Regions from separate parts of the Homo sapiens genome. Here region 1 is linked to region 2. The links are chromatin contacts, found by Hi-C in ENCODE. All regions are on one chromosome and are shown on one strand. Each heading gives the region's core, a stretch centred on a gene start or an enhancer-like site at or near the end of the contact. The rest is flanking DNA. Distances are from core to core; before and after follow the strand shown. Region 1 overlaps LOC100131635 (hCG1645011-like). Region 2 overlaps SENP2 (SUMO specific peptidase 2).

The links. A loop is a pair of places that touch in the nucleus more often than their neighbours do.
Region 1: a map of vagina shows a loop between it and region 2 (10-fold over the local background). The contact joins two enhancer-like sites. A Hi-C loop is called at or near these places in 1 of 168 maps with a recorded cell type or tissue (vagina).

The regions. Positions count from the first base shown.
Region 1 is chr3:187,718,703-187,723,080 of GRCh38, reverse strand. All of the region lies in intron 2 of LOC100131635 (hCG1645011-like), which reads right to left. It overlaps BCL6 (BCL6 transcription repressor), which reads left to right. Exons shown (of 10, transcript NM_001706.5): 10 at 480-1,700. The coding sequence ends at 623. Among named protein-coding and RNA genes, the nearest start is that of RTP2, 18 kb to the right of the region's middle. Within about 2 kb of position 3,005, at least 5 of the 41 ENCODE cell types and tissues checked have a DNase peak (open chromatin) inside an H3K27ac peak, as active enhancers do.
Region 2 is chr3:185,629,167-185,633,561 of GRCh38, reverse strand. SENP2 (SUMO specific peptidase 2) reads right to left here. Exons shown (of 17, transcript NM_021627.3): 17 at 11-3,780. The coding sequence ends at 3,718. Among named protein-coding and RNA genes, the nearest start is that of SENP2, 45 kb to the right of the region's middle. Within about 2 kb of position 3,046, at least 15 of the 41 ENCODE cell types and tissues checked have a DNase peak (open chromatin) inside an H3K27ac peak, as active enhancers do.

The DNA.
Region 1 (4,378 bases), core at 1,756-4,255, 2.1 Mb before region 2:
CTAGGAAGATTATAAAGTTTAGGAAAAAAATAGCCACTGCCCTCAAAGTGTTACCCACTGAAGAAGGATCCATGCACACGGAGGGCTGTGTGGTAAAGGTAGAAATCTTACAGAGGCTCAAAGGAAAACAAGGATTATTTTCATCCTTGAGAGATTCAGAAATGCCTTAATCATTAGAAGAGTTTGCATCTAACTGCACTTTTGGATAAGACTCAAACTTGTGGAGTTAAGGCAGGGAAGGACGTCTCTAGCAAGGGAGAGGCAGAAGCAACACTTGGGAAAGCAGGGAACGGACATTTGCACAACGCTAGCTTATCTGTCGGCAGAAGCCCGGATGCATATGGGTTCTTCACCTGGCCTTGGAGAGGCAAGAGCTGCCCCAGTCCCTCGTAGGGAGAATCTTCCTCTCTGGGTCTTTGAGCAATGACATCTTTCTTGGGTTGATGACAGCTAACAGTTTGCCTCTGATATCCCTGCAGTGTGAGAAGTGTAACCTGCATTTCCGTCACAAAAGCCAGCTGCGACTTCACTTGCGCCAGAAGCATGGCGCCATCACCAACACCAAGGTGCAATACCGCGTGTCAGCCACTGACCTGCCTCCGGAGCTCCCCAAAGCCTGCTGAAGCATGGAGTGTTGATGCTTTCGTCTCCAGCCCCTTCTCAGAATCTACCCAAAGGATACTGTAACACTTTACAATGTTCATCCCATGATGTAGTGCCTCTTTCATCCACTAGTGCAAATCATAGCTGGGGGTTGGGGGTGGTGGGGGTCGGGGCCTGGGGGACTGGGAGCCGCAGCAGCTCCCCCTCCCCCACTGCCATAAAACATTAAGAAAATCATATTGCTTCTTCTCCTATGTGTAAGGTGAACCATGTCAGCAAAAAGCAAAATCATTTTATATGTCAAAGCAGGGGAGTATGCAAAAGTTCTGACTTGACTTTAGTCTGCAAAATGAGGAATGTATATGTTTTGTGGGAACAGATGTTTCTTTTGTATGTAAATGTGCATTCTTTTAAAAGACAAGACTTCAGTATGTTGTCAAAGAGAGGGCTTTAATTTTTTTAACCAAAGGTGAAGGAATATATGGCAGAGTTGTAAATATATAAATATATATATATATAAAATAAATATATATAAACCTAAAAAAGATATATTAAAAATATAAAACTGCGTTAAAGGCTCGATTTTGTATCTGCAGGCAGACACGGATCTGAGAATCTTTATTGAGAAAGAGCACTTAAGAGAATATTTTAAGTATTGCATCTGTATAAGTAAGAAAATATTTTGTCTAAAATGCCTCAGTGTATTTGTATTTTTTTGCAAGTGAAGGTTTACAATTTACAAAGTGTGTATTAAAAAAAACAAAAAGAACAAAAAAATCTGCAGAAGGAAAAATGTGTAATTTTGTTCTAGTTTTCAGTTTGTATATACCCGTACAACGTGTCCTCACGGTGCCTTTTTTCACGGAAGTTTTCAATGATGGGCGAGCGTGCACCATCCCTTTTTGAAGTGTAGGCAGACACAGGGACTTGAAGTTGTTACTAACTAAACTCTCTTTGGGAATGTTTGTCTCATCCCATTCTGCGTCATGCTTGTGTTATAACTACTCCGGAGACAGGGTTTGGCTGTGTCTAAACTGCATTACCGCGTTGTAAAATATAGCTGTACAAATATAAGAATAAAATGTTGAAAAGTCAAACTGGCTTGGTCTGGAGGGCTTTTCTTGCGTTGGAATGGGGCCTGGCCTGCGTCTGACTCCCTCAGCTCCTAACCTAGTGGAAAAAGCTCTTGGAGGGAAGGGGCTGCTGGCTGCTGCATTCTCAAAAACGAGCGTCTTTTGAGATGAGGCTAGGTTCCTGGTACCTTGGCATGAACGCACATTTGGATCCCAGCACCAGGAGGGACTGCGGACTCCAGGCCCTTTCTGAAGAGCTCAGGTGGGAGATTTTGGAAGGACCTCCCACTCAGCTCTAGGCTAAGCACTTTTGTTTTGTTTTGTTTTGTTTTGTTGTTTTTTGAGACAGAGACTCGGATCTCAGCTTACTGCAACCTCCGCCTCCTGGGTTCCAGTGATTCTCCTGCCTCAGCCTCCCAAGTAGCTGGCATTACAGGTGCACGCCACCATGCCCAGCTAATTTTTTGTACTTTTAATAGAGAAGGGGTTTTGCCATGTGGGCCAGGCTGGTCTCGAACTCCTGACCTCAGGTGATCTGCCTGCCTCAGCCTCTCAAAGTGTTTGGATTACAGGTGTGAGCCACTATGCCCGGCCTAGGCTAAGCATTTAATGACTTCCCTCCTAGCTCTGCTGACACATAGATAGGCATCTCTTCTTCCTCTGAACCTCAGTTTGCCCAGTTTTGGAAGTGAGAAGGCCCATCTTGCTTTCTGGCTTCACGAACAATTTCTCTCTCCTCGGCTCATGGGGCAGTATGAAGGCATGTGGCCCCAGACATATATTTCTCAGCCTGAGTGCATCTGGGGCTTTTTGGTGTCTGCTGGGTGATTGGCAGACATCTGCAGACTCAGAAGCTTTATGAATGGTTAGTGGCCAAGCAAACCTCCATCCCTGCAGAGGTGCTCTGTCCCAAGAGCCCTGCGGCAGAACTCAGCCACCTCCTCCAGTGTGACTTGGGACAAGCACTTTCCCTCTGGGTCCCCTTTCCAACCTGTCCATGAGAGTGAACTACACCATTTATGATTCCCTGATTCAGATGTAAGTTCACCCTAGCTTGCTTTGCACCTAGTTTTATTTTACCTCAAAAAACGCCAAGGATCAAGTTTGACCTGAGAACAGTGAGGACAAGTGTGGTTCTGGTCACTGGCCCAGAGGAGAAGCCTGCACACCCCCCTTCCTGTTCCTGGGTGGCAGTGGGGAGAGCATGTGGAGTTGAGCCTGTCCCCAGGGCCATGGGCCCACTTGTTGGGCAGCCGTGTCCCTTGGCAGTGCCTTTGCAGCAGGCTCCGAGCACGTGCTGGGAAGCCATGGGAGCTGACCACCCAGCACCCCACAGAGAGCCTCAGAAAGGCACAGCACCCTCTGCCAGCTGCATGGCCTTTCAGCTCAGGTTTCCTTTGAAAATGACTTTAAAGGACTTGCCAGCTCGAGGCCTCAACTCACCCTGCTCTTTGAAAAGGGAGAAAATGATCCCTCTGCTCCCATAGAAACTTGGCAGGAGAACTTACAAAACAGACAGCTTCAGGAATGACAATTCACAGGCCTAAGGGAAGCTGGCCCCAGGGTCCCTTTGCTCCCAGAGTACCTCCAAGTTTGTTTGCATTTCATTACTGTTTAATAGAGAGATGGAGGGGCGAGGGCAGATAGTGTGGGTGGCCATTTAAACAAAAGGGAAGATCAAAGAGTGAGTAACTGCAGCCAATTGACAATCAATAATAACTAAAAAGAAAAGTCTCTAAGCAGATAAGCCAGGGCAAAGGGAATATAAAATGTTTACTAAAAAGCAAGATGTAAATGCAGCTTTTCACCCATACATGGAACATGCGTGGTGTTCTACATTGTGGGATTTTTAGAGGATAGGTTTCTGAGGATCAGTGTGATGAGGATGTGTAAGGGGTAATCCCAGAGAAGCGGGGTGGTTAGAATTATGCAGAGCTATTTAGTAGTTGGAAGGGAAGGGGTGGTTAGAATTATGCAGAGCTATTTAGTAGTTGGAAGGGATGGGGTGGTAAGATCACCTAGCTCAAATCTTGCACCTGACCCATGAAAGGATTGAGGCAGGAGGGCTGAAGGCACTTTCCTACTGCCGCCCAGAGCCTGGGGTGGAGAGTGGAGAACAGGCTCCTGCTCTTTACACAACCCTAAGGGAAGGAAAACCAGAGGCAAATGTTCCATTTTAATTTTTAATATTTATTTATTTATTTATTTATTATTTTATTTTTCTTAGAGATGGAGTCTTGCTCTGTCACTCAGGCTGGGGTGCGGCAATGGCACCATCATAGCTCACTTGAACTCCTGAGCTCAAGCAATCCTCTTGCCTCAGCCTCCAGAGTAGCTGGGACTACAGGGGCCACCACCATGCCTGGTTACAAATGTTCCGTTTTAGACATGGGGAAATGGAAGGAGGAACTAGTCCAAGGTCCCGCAGCTAAAGGTGTCCGGGTAGGCTGAGTTCGCACAGTGGTTGTCATTAGAACTTTAATCAGTTCAATTCAATTGTTAGGCCTCAGGCTTCTTGGAGAAATGAGCTATTCCCTTTGAAATCTGGGTTTCCATTTTCTCTCTCTGTCTCACTCATAGTAATAATTAATAATAAGGCTGGTCACGGTGGCTCACCCCTGTAATCCCAGCACTTTGGGAGGCCGAGGCAGATGGATGACTTGAGGTCAGGAGTTCGAGACCAGCCTGGCCAACATGGCGAA
Region 2 (4,395 bases), core at 1,797-4,296:
TGAAAGCCACTGAATTAAAGAGATGAATTTATTGGTAAATAGATAAAATTAACACCTATTTTAATATATCCAAACCCCTTCCTTATATATATTAGGTAAATTAAAAGAAAAAAATTATCAAAGCAATACTACAGCCAGCTACATCGCCAATTTACAAATGAGTTAGTAAGTACCATAAGTTTGTTTGAATATCAGGTGCTTCAGAGTTTTTCTCAAACAGTTACAAAAGAGATTAGGTTCCCAATCAGTTCACAAAAGCTAATTTAAAGAATGTAGCTTAACTACAGTACTGAGGTTGTCACACACTTAACTTTCGGTCTCTTGCTTATTTATTCATATCTGAGGTTCACTGTTTCTACTAGGATACATTCCGCCCACACCCACACCTTGGTCCCCACATCAAGCAGCTCCTCACAGCAGGAAGACATCCGCTATCAGACATGGTTTTCTGAAGTTGTGCTTAGGATTTCAGAGGAGGAAAAATTCAGAGGTTCTAATAGCCTTCGGTAACTGAGGTAGAATATGGGGCTCCCAAGAATATCTTCCATATGCCCCAAATCTGTTTCCCTCCCACCCCCATCCAGCTCTGTTCAAGGTCAAGTTTGAGAAAGATACGTGTTCTCAATGGTATATTTTTAAAATCCACATCAATTTTTAAGAGACTACCTGCTAAAGGAGAATAATGGCTCACTGCATCTTTTCTCAACCCCCTAAACTATTTTAAAAACACACTGGCAGGGACAGGTGCAATGGCTCACGCCTGTAATCCCAGCACTTTGGGAGGCCGAGGCGGGCAGATCACTTGAGGTCGGGAGTTTAAGACCAGCCTGACCAACATGGAGAAACCCCGTCTCCACTAAAAATACAAAATTAGCCAGGGGTGGTGGCACATGCCTGTAATCCCAGCTACTCGGGAGGCTGAGGCAGGAGAATCGCTTGAACCTGGGAGGTGGGGGTTGCAGTGAGCTGAGATAGCGCCATTGCACTCCAGCCTGGGCGACAAAAGTGAAACTCCGTCTCAAAAACAGGCTGGGTGAGGTGGCTCATGACTGTAATACCAGCACTTTGGGAGGCCGAGGCGGGTGGATCACCTGAGGTCAGCAGTTCAAGACCAGCCTGGCCAACATGGCGAAACCCCATCTCTACTAAAAGTACAAAAATTAGCAGGGTGTGGTGGTGGGCACCTGTAATCCCAGCTACGCAGGAGGCTGAGGCAGGAGAATCGCTTGAACCTGGGAGGCGGAGGTTGCAGTGAGCTGAGATCACACCATTGTACTCCAGCCTGGGCGACAAGAGACTCTGTCGCAAAAAAAAAAAAAAAAAACAAAAAAAAAAAACAAAAAAAAAACCACTGGCTTTAATGGTGATAATTTGCTACTAATAAAATCAATAGCTGTTTTTCAACTGAACACTTAAACTTTTAGATCCAAATAAACTGTTTGGATCTAAAAAACTATATTACTAACATGTTTCCTTATGCCAAGGGAGACATGTGAGTGCCTAGAGAAGTATGGCCTGTGGTCTCCCACATTCAATTCAGGAACTCAGGGTCAAGCAGAAGGCCATGCTATAGACTTCAACACTCTGCTCTTCCCAATTTCATTATGTCCTGCAAGTTTTAAGAGCCGTCCGGAAGAGTGTAGGTTAATGGAAAGCTCAGTGAGAACTGCTCTGAAGAAGCCCCTCAAAATAATACATTAAGCTCAGCATCATTCACGTGGGCGGAATACAAACTGACATTCCTAACAGGACTTACCTAGCATGGACTCGATCTTAACCATGGTACCAAACTCTCAAGTGAAGCACACTGATGCCTGGTGAAAGCCAGGCGTTTGGTATGATGCTGACCTAGTGAACCTCTGGCCTTTTTGGCTGTGCTCATTACCTGGTCCCAGCACTCACTGGCACAATGCCAGGAGCCCAGAGAAAGGAGCAGGGGCTGCGGGGGGGGGGGGGGGAGGGGGAAGGGGGGAGGGAGGGTGGGGAAAGGGGAGAAGGGGGGAGGGTGGGGGAAAGGGGGAGGGTGGGTGTTAGGGAGAGAGGGAGGGGGAGGGAGGGGGAGGGGGGGGAGGGAGGGAGGGGGGAGGGAGGGAGGGGGAGGGGAGAGGGAGGGAGGGGGAGTGGGAGGGGGGGGGGAGAGGTGTGGTACAACCTGCTCCCGCTTCAGTCATCACCCACCACATGGCCTCTGGCTGACCATCCAGTAGGCCCAGCATTTTCCATCCACACCACAGGCCCCATGTCCTAAACCAGGAGTTTTACAAGTCTCAGGGAACTGGCTGCAATAGCTGTAACCAGTATACCTCTGGGACCAGCAGCCGGAGCACTGCAAATGGCAGGCGTGTAGATTCATAGGTAACACGTGCACAATTTTTCCAGTTTTACCTCTTGCTTTTATGAACCAGAACAAGTCTGGGAGGTTTAAGTAGGGAGAGGGTTAGAAATCATTTCAGCATATACTTTTTTAGGTTCTGCCAGACCACCTTTTATTACATCAGAAAAGCAACACTAGGCACTAGATCTTGCAAAATATGTTCTGACCAACTCTAAACTGTCTGAAGTTATAACCATATCAGTAAGGTTTTTAATGAACAAAAAAGTTAAATACAAACTTTCATATGCAAAATAGATTATTGTATAACTGGCAACCTCAGAGCCAAGTACTAAATTTTCTTCCACAAATTTCAGTGGGGATGGAGTGGGGAGATGTTAGTCTTAATGAGTAGAAAACTTAATTTAGACTTAATATATAGAAAACAAAAACTCTGAGGAAAAATAGCTTTAAATTGAATAGTATCTTTTGAAATAAACAGCTCAGGCCAGCCCCTACAATTCTGAGGTTTATACTCAACCAGATCTGGGATGAAAATGAAGATTTAGGGTTTACAGTTACTTCAAATCCATGAATCCAGTTTGAAGACTAAGCCAAGTCACCACATTTCCAGAAGGGGAAGTCTCTTTAAGGTGACCACAACACTCTTCGGAAGATGCTTGGATAATCAGAGTCCCTTGGGCACAGTTCCACTGTTCACGGCACTGTGCCAACGCTGTAGTGTCAGACTTCCTCTGAAAGGCAACAGGAGCCCTATCCCACAGCATTTTCATTTCTCCCAGCATTTTTTGAGCCTCAAAAAAACAAAAACAAAAAAAATCCCAAACCCTCCAGCTTCATGTTGGCAGTTACTGCTCCAGCTCCACTTCCTTCCGCCCCCAGTGAGAGTTCCCTCCTGCTCTTCAGCAGGGAGTGGCAGCTTGAGTAACATTCCTTTCAGAAATAAATAGTTCAAACAAGTAATTTAGAGCTAACTGTAAAAGAGCAGCAGTAAATGACCACTGCCCATTATGTTTGCAAACGAGTGAGTGAATGAATACGCTGAACAAACACACAGAAACAAACAATTCACAGAATAAATCCTGCATTTCCCACATTCATAGGGAAAAGAATCTCTTAAAAAAAATATTAGTTAGCGTTTGTTCTTGTGTGGGTTGAACAGTCCAAAGCTCTGAGCAGGCACAGCCTTACAAACAGGATTGCAAGCAGCCCTCTGCACCCCAAGTCAGGACTAGAGTACAGTGAGAGGCCTTCATGCACTTTTGACAGCTCAGTACCTGTGAGAACAGAAGTGATGCAGGGACTTTTTAACCCACAATGCATGAGGTATATGGAAATGTCTGTGAAAGAACCACCAGCAGCTAGAGGGACCAGGCAAAGTTTTCTCACAGCAACTGCTGATGAAGGATTTCCCACACCATCTTCTTCCGGAAGAGAGGCATCTGGTGCTGCAAAGAACCCCATAAACAACGCCCGCATTACATATTAATGTGCATGGCAGCACAACCTTCAGGTGTAATCATGTAATAAAGCAGGATGTCCATGTGCTTTTTCTAAGTGTTGACATTTTTACATCATGGAACATACTTATAAAACCATTTTTAACAGTTCATAATTACATGATATGTACCATAAGCACTTTTTTTTTTTTTTTGAGATGGAGTCTTGCTGTGTCACCCAGGCTGGAGTGCAGTGGCGCGATCTGCTCACTGCAACCTCTGCCTCCTGGGTTCGAGCGATTCTTGTCCCTCAGTCTCCAGCGTAGCTGGGACTACAGGTATGTGCCAGCACACCCGGCTTATTTTTTATATTTTTAGTAGAGACAGGGTTTCACCATGTTGGCCAGGCTGGTCTTGACCTCCTAACTGCAGGTGATCCGCCCGCCTCAGCATCCCAAAGTGCTGAGATTATTTATAGGCAAAAGCCACCACAGGCGGCCTACCATAAGCATTTTTATATGTTAAGGAAAACCAAAGCAGGATGTAGAATTATACAGTATAGTACAACTTCACAGTCCTGCAAATATCCACGTGGTGGCACAATAGGCAACTTTTCTACTTATA